Regions from separate parts of the Mus musculus genome. Here region 1 is linked to region 2. The links are chromatin loops, found by intact Hi-C in ENCODE. Cell type or tissue: gastrocnemius. All regions are shown on one strand. Each heading gives the region's core, and the rest is flanking DNA. Links, peaks and the distances in the headings are about the cores only.

Region 1 (4,000 bases), core at 1-4,000, 180 kb after region 2:
AATAATTAGAAATAAAGTTAACCACGGGAGCATAAAACTTTAATACTGAAAATTCCAAAGTTTGATGTTAGAAGAATCTCAATAAATGCAATGGCATCTTGTTCATGAATTGGTAGACTTAATGTTGTTACAATGTCAGTAATCCCTGAGTAGTTTCTTAAAGTTCAGTATAACACATGCTAAAGTTCTAGTGGATTTCCTTGCAGAAATGTAGACTGATGCTAAAGTTCTCATGTGGGATCCCAGGAGATCCCACATATCCAAAGCTGCCCAGAGAAAGGACAGAGGTTGATGGCAGCGATTGAAATAGTGCAGTGCCGGACTAGGAGACAGACAGAGAGCAATGGATTTAGCATTAAGAGTCCAGAAATGATCTATACATTTGCGGTCAGTTGATTCTCAACAAGGGTGGCAAGATCACTCTCTGGGAAGAAAACCTGCCTCTTGTCAGGGAGCCGCCCAGCTGGGAATCAACATGCAGGAGCATGAGAGCTGCAGCGCTTAGGACAGACTCTGAGCTTAGCTGTGCACTTGCTGCCCCTCAGGACAGTCTCTAATGTGGTGGCCTTCAGGAACTAGATGTGCCTTTGAATTAGCTCATCAGCTCGTGTCTAGTGCTTTGCCTGGAGTTGCTGCTTAAAATGTACTTTCCTCTCTAAATGACAGAGAAAGGATCAGTGATGTTGACGTTTATCAAAAATATTTTCACTGTCAGGAACTTCTGTCGATCTTCATTGTACGCTTCATCACAAATGTGAGTTTGCCCCTAGGTTTTTTCTTTCACCAATACGGAGTTGAAGGGACAGTTGTGCTACCCACAGTTGACATGAGTGTGTCTGTAATTTGGACCTGAAACTAGACAAGTCAACTGTCAGCTGGGCCGTTGCCCCTGACCAGATGGGTTCCTGGCCTGGTGTGAAGACTCTTGTTAATTCCCCAGTACCGAATCTGGAGCTCGGGGTTTAGGTGTGGCTTCAGCTCCCCTTCCAGTGGCATCAAACCCAGTGTTCCAGAGCTGCTCTGCTGAACGGTGCGAGCTCTTCTTTCTTCACTCTCTCCTCTCAGTGTCTGTTTGCCTCACCCAAAGTCATGTATTTGAAATACTAATGCCATCTTTCATCTCTAAATCCCTGGTCCAAGTGCTCATTATTTACAAAGCATTTTGGGATGGCTTATGTGACTGGCAATGTGTGTGGCTTCTAGCAGTGCAAATGAATTCTAATGTTTTTCTAAGTATCAACCCAGCTTGCTTCTTAGAACTGTCGTCTTAGAGTGGCAGTTGTTTGCTCCAGAACTGAGAGAGACTTTCCTTAAGTGCTGAATTTTCTTGCTAAAGTACAAATATGTGTTACAGTCATCATCTTCTCCCACTAACACCGTGGGGCCATGAGACATAGGATGGGAGAAACCACGCAGGTGCTGGAGTAGAATTCTGAGTGCTAGACAGGCTTTCTCTGGAGATGCAAGATGCAGAGAATTCTGGGGGGTAATCCCTGCCCTCCCCCCCCCACCCCACCCCTGCCTCCTTGTTTTCCCTGAGCCAACTCTGACATTAAAAGTCCTGTCTACAAAAGAGTTTATACGCTGCATTCTGTTTAAGAGCTAAATAGTATCAATTGAGGGAATAATTTCTATTTGGAGTCATTGGAAACGTTAGTTGTAGTGTGGTGTAGGTGACCACCTGTGTGTGCACGCAGTTCTACAGTAGATTCTGTCTGGCACAGGGACAGCTGACAGGCAGTTAGACCTCCAGGCCCTTACCACATGCAGAGGATTAGTTCAGAATAAATCAAAGACCCAGAGGTAACAACCTAAACACTTAGGTTGTATTTTAGCTATGTAAGGGCTATTCTGTTACTTCATTTGGCATGCTAACACAGTGGACTGCAGTGCTCAGTGCAGGTGCTGTGGAGTGTGGTTTGCAAGTCATAACACAAGGGCTCAAGAGTTGACTCGGTGGTTATGGTCACAGGCTGCTCTTTAAGAGGACACAGATTGGATTGCACATGGCAGTTCACAAACACTTGTAGTTCAATCCTAGAGGATCCAGCGCCCTCTTCTGGCCTCCATGGCACAGGTTTACATGTTCTGCACAGATGTATGTGCAGGCAAAACACCCACACACAAAAAATAAATAGAACAACAATTGTAAAGTTATAATACATAAGATAAAAATCATGTGTCTGGAAGACTTTGGAAGCCTTTTTCTCTTTTGCATTTGGTTGCTAAATTAACCCGTTTTCTATTCTAGCTACCTATGGGGATTGTCTTTCTTGAGAAATGGCTTAGAATGGAAAGAGATTGTCACCATTTTCTAAACTCATGTATGGACTAATTGTAACTGTGTATTCTTTTTTAGGAAGTTAAACACCAAGGTGCAGAGAAGTCAGAGCTGCAGCGACACAGTTCAGGACAGAGTGAGGAGCAGGCTCAGAACAGCTCCGCCCAACAGAGCCAAGGTACGAGGTGTGGTCAGCCTGGGGCTGCTGCGGCGCTCCGCCATTCTGCATCCTCCACCTCAGCACACGAAGCTCCCTGCACAGGGCAGAGGGAATCCCAGGCAGATTAGATTAATCATCTAGAGAATCCTGCAAAAAGACATGAAGGAAGAAGGTTCAAATTAGTAGACAGATGGGGAGCCATTATAGAAACCTTTCAGAAGGTTTGGTCTAGGCAAGATCCATCTTCAGGTTTTGATGTTGCTAACTCTCTTACTGATGTGTATGAGTTAGGCTAGGAATTTTTCCCATTTTTTCACACCACCCTTCCTTTACCTTCCTTCTCTACCCCTCCCCCCACATCTAAAGGACTTACGTAGAAAAAAATGCATGTGCGAGAGAGCTGGAGGGAAGGCTCAGCAGTTAAGAGCACTTGTTCTTGCAGAGACCTAGACTACATCGGGCCTTTGCTTCCCATAATTCTAGCCCCAGGGGATCCAGCACCTTCTTCTGGCCTCTTTGGACACCTGTACATACACGTACATACAGAACCACATATACAAGTTTTAAAAGATAAAAGATTAAAAAAGTCAAAAAAACCACACACATGATCTTTTATATTTCTTTCAGATCACAACTATAACTCCAGGCTCCACCCCCATTATTGGTGTTCTCTTGTCTACTCAAAACAACCGCTGCCTCTCTGCCCCTGACTTAACCATCGAAAAGCGCCTGCCCTTCGGCTCCCTTTCATCCTTGGCTTCCTTGCATAAGCCAGAGCGCTCCATCAGCCCTGAAAGCAATGACAGCATCTCTGAAGAGCTAAACCACTTCAAGCCCATCGTCTGCTCGCCATGCACCCCTCCCAAGAGACTCCCTGATGGCCGGGTGCTCAGTCCTCTCATCATCAAGTCAACCCCTCGCAACCTGACCAGAAGCCTGCAGAAGCAGACTTCATATGAGGCCAGCCCTCGCATCCTCAAGAAGTGGGAGCAGATCTTCCAGGAGCGGCAGATCAAGAAGACCCTTTCCAAAGCCACTCTCACCTCCCTGGCTCCTGAAGCAGGGGAAGAGTTTCCAGGTTCTGACACAATCCATTCCAGCAAGGAGAGGCCGTCTCTGGCCTTTAATACAAGGCTGTCCAGGGTCCAGGTGCTCTCCGAGTGTGCTGGGCCCACCTCCACTGCCCTTGAGTGCTTCCCCTCTGTTAACCAGACCAAAGTAGAACAGGACTGTGTTAGAAAACGGAGCCGTGAGTTCTCACTGGAAACCTGCCATTCCTCGGAGCACGGAGGAGCCTCCAGTGGGCCTTCTCTGGAACGGGAGCAGTGTGAGGAGTCAGGGTCCACCGTGGACGCCACATTAGTCAAAACTTGCATAAGCACAGTCATGAAGACTGCAGCGGTTAATTCACTGCTACCCAAAAATGATGTTTTGGGTGGGGTCCTCAAAACAAAACAACAACTGAAGACACTCAATCATTTTGATCTGGGTAATGGCATTCTGGTCAACAGCCTAGGAGAGGAGCCGATTCCTTCCCTGCGCAGAGGCCGGAAAAGGCG
Region 2 (6,032 bases), core at 782-4,781:
TCTTAGGTGAGCTTTATGAGGAAAAGCAGAACTTTAGATTCAGAGCCCTGCGTTCTCCAGCCAGTGTTTCGTTCCTTGTTTTTGTACTGTTGAGACTCTTAGGTGTTTAGTCAGCAGTGGTTCTCCACCTTGCTAACACTGCAGCCCTTTAATACAGTTGCTCACGTTGCTGTGACCCCAACCATAAAATTACTTCATTGCTACTTCATAACTAATTTTCTACTGTAATATACATTCCTGATGTGCAAGATTTTTGATATGCAACCCTCCACGGGGTTTCAGTCCACAATTTGAGAACCACTGGTTAGTGGGTTTTTGTTATGCTAATTAGGGCTTATAATTACAAGTTCTCAGCTGTTTTATGTAGTGATTTTTAGTTGATGATTTTTAAAAAATCACCTAATTTATTATTCATTTGCCAGACATAACAGAAGAGTCAAATTTTAATCTGGGATCTATGAAGATTTTTTTTTTTTTTTTTTAAGGACAGCTTTCATTTTGTAGCTTGGCTGGTAGACTAGACTGACCTCGTATTCACAGCAATCCCCCTGCCTCTCTAGTGCTGGATTAAAGGTGTCAACCACCACACTGTGAAGAACTTTTATTGAAGCCTAGTGTGGTTGTACATGTTTAGAACTCTAGCACTTGGGAGGTTGATGCAGGCGAGTCTGGGCAAGATTGATCTCAAAAATGTACAATAAAATTCTGACATGAAGCAGGGTTTGTGATGCTGTGCTGACTGGGCCCTTCACCGTGACAGGTGTCCGCTGCAGTAGCCAGCTCTGTGCTGATCTGCACTGCTGTTGTACAGTAAGGTGGCATGGCCACTGTTGAGGCCTGTGCTTTTTCAGTAGCCCCAAGCAGAGGAACACTTAGCCACACTGAACTGCTTGGTAGTCTAGACTAGTTCCTTAGGCATCAGTTAATTACTGCTTCTAAGGCTAAACTATGGATCTGCAGTGTTTTAATGATTAGTTCCTAGTGCCTTTTTTTTTTTTTTTTTTCATAAGCTTGGCATTTTTGAGTAGAATGTGATGTGACATTTTTGGGAATGTCTGGTTTGTATCTGTGATCATGTAAGTGTGTGCAGGTACAGGTGTGTGTGTGTTCGCACACATGCATGTATGCATATATCTAAGGGTATACAAGCACTTGGTAAAGTCAGAGGATGATCTTGGGCATTACTCCTCAAGAGTTGTCTCCTCTGTTTTTTGAGACAAGCCTGGAACCTGAAGCTTGCTGATTTGGCTTAAGCTGGCTGGCCAGTGGTCTCCGGGATCCTCCTGTCTGTCTCCTCAGCATTCAAATTATAATTGGTCCTGCCATGCCCATCTTTTTACATGGACACTGGGAATCGAGCTTAGAGCCTCATGCTTGCATGGCAATTATTTTAGCAACTGAGCTGTTGCCTTACTTCATTTTTTAACTAGAAAAGGAACCAACAAAAAGAATCCATGAATTCTTGTAATTCAAGTTTATGACTACATTTCTAAAAAGCATTTTTTGATATATTGGAGATAGCTCAGTGGTAGAGCAGTTGCCTAGCATGGACAAGGTTCTGGGTTTGACCATCAGGACTGAAACACCAAAACAAGTACAAATTACATTGTTGCCAAACATGGTGGCTCACACTGTAATTGGCAGCACTTGAGAACCTGAAGCAGGAGTTTTTGAGTTTGAGGCCAGCCTGAGCAATGTGAATTTCTGTCTCCTAAAAACCAACCAACCAACCAAAAAAAGCTTGCTTGATTTTTAAATTGCTCTTTTATATTAAGGATTTTGGTGTGTTCTTAACATTGACATAAATACTTATTGCTGTAGCCAAATATAAGATTTAGAGGAAAAAATGAATATTTTTACTAACAATTACTGAAATTTTTTTTCAGGAATTTTTTACTTTGCAAGTTTTTTTTTTTTTTTCCTGTAGCATATAGTCTGCTTAAACCACTCATTGTGGCAATTTACCAATTTAAGATCTATTTAAACTCAGTTCTCTTTCCTTCAGGAAAGGGCAGGCCTCCCAGGGATATCAACCAAACATGGCATATCAAGTTGCAATAAGATTAGGTTGGACAATAGTTGCAATAATAAAGGCTGGATGAGGCAGTCCTGTAGGACAAGGATCCTAAAAGCAGGCAAAAGCTCCAGAAACAGCCTGTGCTCCCTCTGCTAGGTGTCCCATAAACACCAAACTATACAAGTATAACACACACGCACACGCACACGCACACACACACACACATGCAGTCCCATGAAGGCTCCCTGATTGTCAAGGTCAGTCTCTGTGAGCTCCTATGAGTCCAGGTTGAGAGCAGGTTAGTTGATTCTCCAGGTTTTCTTGTAGTGTCCTTGACTCCTCTGGCTCCTACAATCCTTTTTCCTCCTCTTGTTCAGGACTCCCTGAACTCTGTATAATACTTGGGTCTCTGCATCTGGTTCCATCAGTTGCTGGATGAAGCCTCTTTGATGACAGTCTATGAGTATAGCAGAATAGCCAGATCTAACTTTTATTTAGTTCCATAGATTATATACCAGTTATCATTCAATCATTTACTAAAAATTGCTCTTAAACTGTTTGAGATAATTTTGTTTCATAAAAGTACTGAGGCTGGCCTCTCATTTTCCTTAATCTCTTTTCAAGATGATGTAAAATATACCATTTAAAAATTAGTCAGACTGCCCTATACTGTAGTGTATTTTCAGGTACCCAGTGCTTTTCTAATTTCATAGCTGAGTCAAAGAAGCTGAAATTCTGAGTTCTTTAACTTCACTACTGATGAATTGTTGTTCCTTACAGTGCCACAAGGTTGCAGTAGTGAGAGAAGATAAACTGGAAGGTAAGAATTTGAGCAGCTGAATAAACTTTTCGCTTTGCCTCTTACGGCATTGGTTGGGTACAGTCTGTATAAAGTGTATTTGGCTATTTAACCAGACAATCTTATATTCCTTTTACTAATGGTTTTTGAATCGTTAGTCTTCTTATATTTGCCTAACTTCACATTTTTAAGGCTGACATATATAAAGTAAATCTTTGACAGGATTTCAAGACTCATGACATACATAAAAATATTGTCATGAGTTCCAGATGACATGGCTCCTTAAGCTGTGGATTGTGATACTATGTGGGGATGAAAAACCGAATCTAGACCCTGCAAAAAAGATTATCAAACTGAACTCATAACAACCAAGACTAAGCTAGCTACCCAGTGTGGTAGACAGTGAATGTAGCAGTGTATGTGGGATGATGAGCCCACAGAACGTGGGTTTCATGGCAGTGCTCAGGCATGTTACATGATGTAGCCTCACTGCAGCCTAGTTCTGAGCACATGGTCAGTGCTCTTTGCCTGCCATGCAATACCAGTGAGGATAGCCTGACCCACCGGGACGGCTCATGCCGTGGTGGATGTTCTCAGCTGTAGTCTATTCACTGTATATGCAAACTTCTGTGCTCTTACAGAAACATGATACTTTAATTATGAAAAACAAAGAATTAGTATTTTCCTACCATCGTTCCTTAGTGTGTAAACATCAAATTAGTGTGTTTGGGATTGTATTTATGTTAGGATATTAGATTCTAAAACATGCTATCTGAGTTGTTCCTTGTTTTATTTTTTATTTTTTTAAATATTTAGTAAATTTCAGCTTGAATTACAACAGGGTTTCTAACAAATCTGAAATGGCCTAAATTTACCTCCTCTATTTTGTACTTTGTATTTCTGCAAAGTGGTAGTGTTGTTAGCACTGATGGTTATAAAAGCAAAATATTGATCAACTCAAACAACATTGATATGTGCTGCATTCTGCAGGATCAAATATTCAGCCAAGATTTCAATTCTTTGCTTTGTAGAAAAATAAACACACACATTTGTTTCAGTAGTATGTTAAATTTGTTTTCATCTTTGATAATAAAATTATTATTTTGTATATGCCAAAAGGGTTGTTTTAAAATAAAATTCTTTATTACTATCAATAAATATTTAAATTGTATATTTACATATATATGAAAATGTGTGTGTGTGTGTATATATATATATATATATATATATGTATGTATATATGTGTACATATATATATGCACATAAAAATCTCTGGTTAAAAAGGAAATGTTAAGAAACTGCATAATATGTGGTGGTTAATATGTTCCCAACTCTGTGCTAGGCTGTGGGGACAGTGAACAGGTTAGGCACAGTTCTTTCCTTGTAGAATCCATAGTTTACTCCTATGATAATGGTCTTTTAATTTTGTTCTGTAGACTCAGTTCATTAGTAATACTATTATGTAGCTGCTTTTTGTAAGCTGAAATTGAAACATACAAGTAAGTCTTGGTGGCGATAAGTCTTCTCAGGTAGAGAGTACTTAACTGACTGAACACAAAGCTTCACAATCATCATTAGTCATCAGTCACTGTTTGCTGACTGTCCCTGGGTGAGACACACCCTCACAGGTGCTGGACTGGGAAGCGACTCAGTACCAACATGTCCCATTGCAGACAGAGCTTCATGTTCTTCTACTTTCTATGTAGCTGTTTGGCCTGTTAGAGGTTTTGGACCACCATAGATAGCAAATGATTTTGGTGCAGAAGAGTTTCTTGTTAAAGTCCCCACAAGCTATGAAGTTGTGTATTAACAGACTGCTTTTCCTGTTGACTTGTAGCAGTGAAGTCCAAGTTAGCTGTGACTGCCAGCATCCATGTGTACAGCATCCAGAAAGCTATGCTAAAGGACAGTGGGCCTCTGTTCAATACCGACTATGACATCCTTAAAAGCAATTTGCAGAACTGCAGCAAGTAAGCTCCTTAATGTTCTTGTGGGCTTCTTTACGAATTGATTTTGTAAGGTGTTTACACAGTGGCTGCCTCTTAAGAGTGAGTGCCAAGTCTAGTAAAACCCCATTTATCTTGCAGTAAGACACATGCCTAGTTTTATTAGTACATCATAAGGTGAAAAATAGCAGCCACAACCCATATTGAAACCCCACTGGACTCCCCATAAATCTATTTCTCATATATTTATCCTGTCATCACCACCAGAGATGTTTGTTGTGTCCCCTCTATCCCTTTGCTCTAGTCTCTGCTTGTCTAACTCTTACCCATTCTTTAAGAGCTAGATTAAATGTTGCCCTTCAAAAAATTGTTCTTAAGTTTGACGTCCCATTCCTTCCAGCCAAAAGTAACTTGTCCCCAAAGCTCATAGCCAAGATCAGATCTTGTAAATCTTTTGTGTTCTTCAGGGCATTGGACAGTGACAGGCTATGATATGTGTGGGTTTTAGACACTGATAATCATGGGTTTTAGTCTTGTTTTGCTACTTAATAGCCCAGTGGCTCTGGACAAATTACTTAGTACTTTCTAGCTTTGGTTTCTTCATCTTTAAATCAGTTGTGATAATTCCTACTTTGTGAGATTGTACTGAGGGTTCAAGTCAGTTCTTTAAAAATATTCTTGGGTATCTACCACTTTGATTTAATTATAATTTAAATTTATGGGCTGGAAAGGTGACTCAGTATTTTAGTATTCTCATTGATTGTGCAGGGGACCCAGGTTCAATTCCTAGTCCCCTACATGGTGGCTTACAACCATCTATAGCCCCAGTTCCAGGGGATCTAATACCTTCTGGCCTCCTTGGGTGTGCATATGGGGTACAGGCATACATGCTGGCCAAACACTCTTAACATATAATATCAAATTAATTAATTAAAAGATAATTTGAATTTGTTTGGTGTATGTCTGATGTGTACCATTGAGTTGTTACATACTTTTGAGGCCGAGTACTACCTGTTCCTGAGGTTGGTGGCCCACTAGAGATGGCAGTTCAGTTCAGTGCTATCAAGAGGAACGGCATGAGACAGTTCTGGAGACTGACACTTATTACCAGGTTCTGGATGGGTGGAGTGAGGGGAGCAGAGGTGGCTTTTCCAAAAGGCTAAGGCATCTAGGTTGAGACTCAGAGGTCCAGTAGAAATTGTCAGATGGTAGTGTCAGAGTAAAGAGAGCCGAGAGAGAAACAGGACATTGCGTAGTCATTGCCTGTGGC

What was found. Peaks named below come from ENCODE experiments on the same cell type or tissue, not always from the same donor. Only the 100,000 strongest peaks of a DNase experiment are listed, where the experiment ranks them.
Region 1: a loop joins it to region 2, with 2.2 times the contacts of the local background. A loop is called at or near these places in 10 of 42 quality-filtered maps.

Annotation. Positions count from the first base shown.
Region 1 is chr7:99,925,552-99,929,551 of GRCm38, reverse strand. Rnf169 (ring finger protein 169) reads left to right here. Exons shown (of 6, transcript NM_175388.3): 5 at 2,360-2,459; 6 at 3,069-4,000. Among named protein-coding and RNA genes, the nearest start is that of Gm5115, 5.3 kb to the left of the region's middle. In gastrocnemius, for the core only: a CTCF peak has its summit at 2,074 (motif pointing left); a DNase peak (open chromatin) is centred at 2,042; H3K27ac peaks cover 647 bases.
Region 2 is chr7:100,105,317-100,111,348 of GRCm38, reverse strand. It overlaps Pold3 (polymerase (DNA-directed), delta 3, accessory subunit), which reads left to right. Exons shown (of 12, transcript NM_133692.2): 4 at 2,798-2,837; 5 at 4,654-4,786. Among named protein-coding and RNA genes, the nearest start is that of Pold3, 13 kb to the left of the region's middle. In gastrocnemius, for the core only: a CTCF peak has its summit at 2,805; no DNase peak of the experiment used is centred there.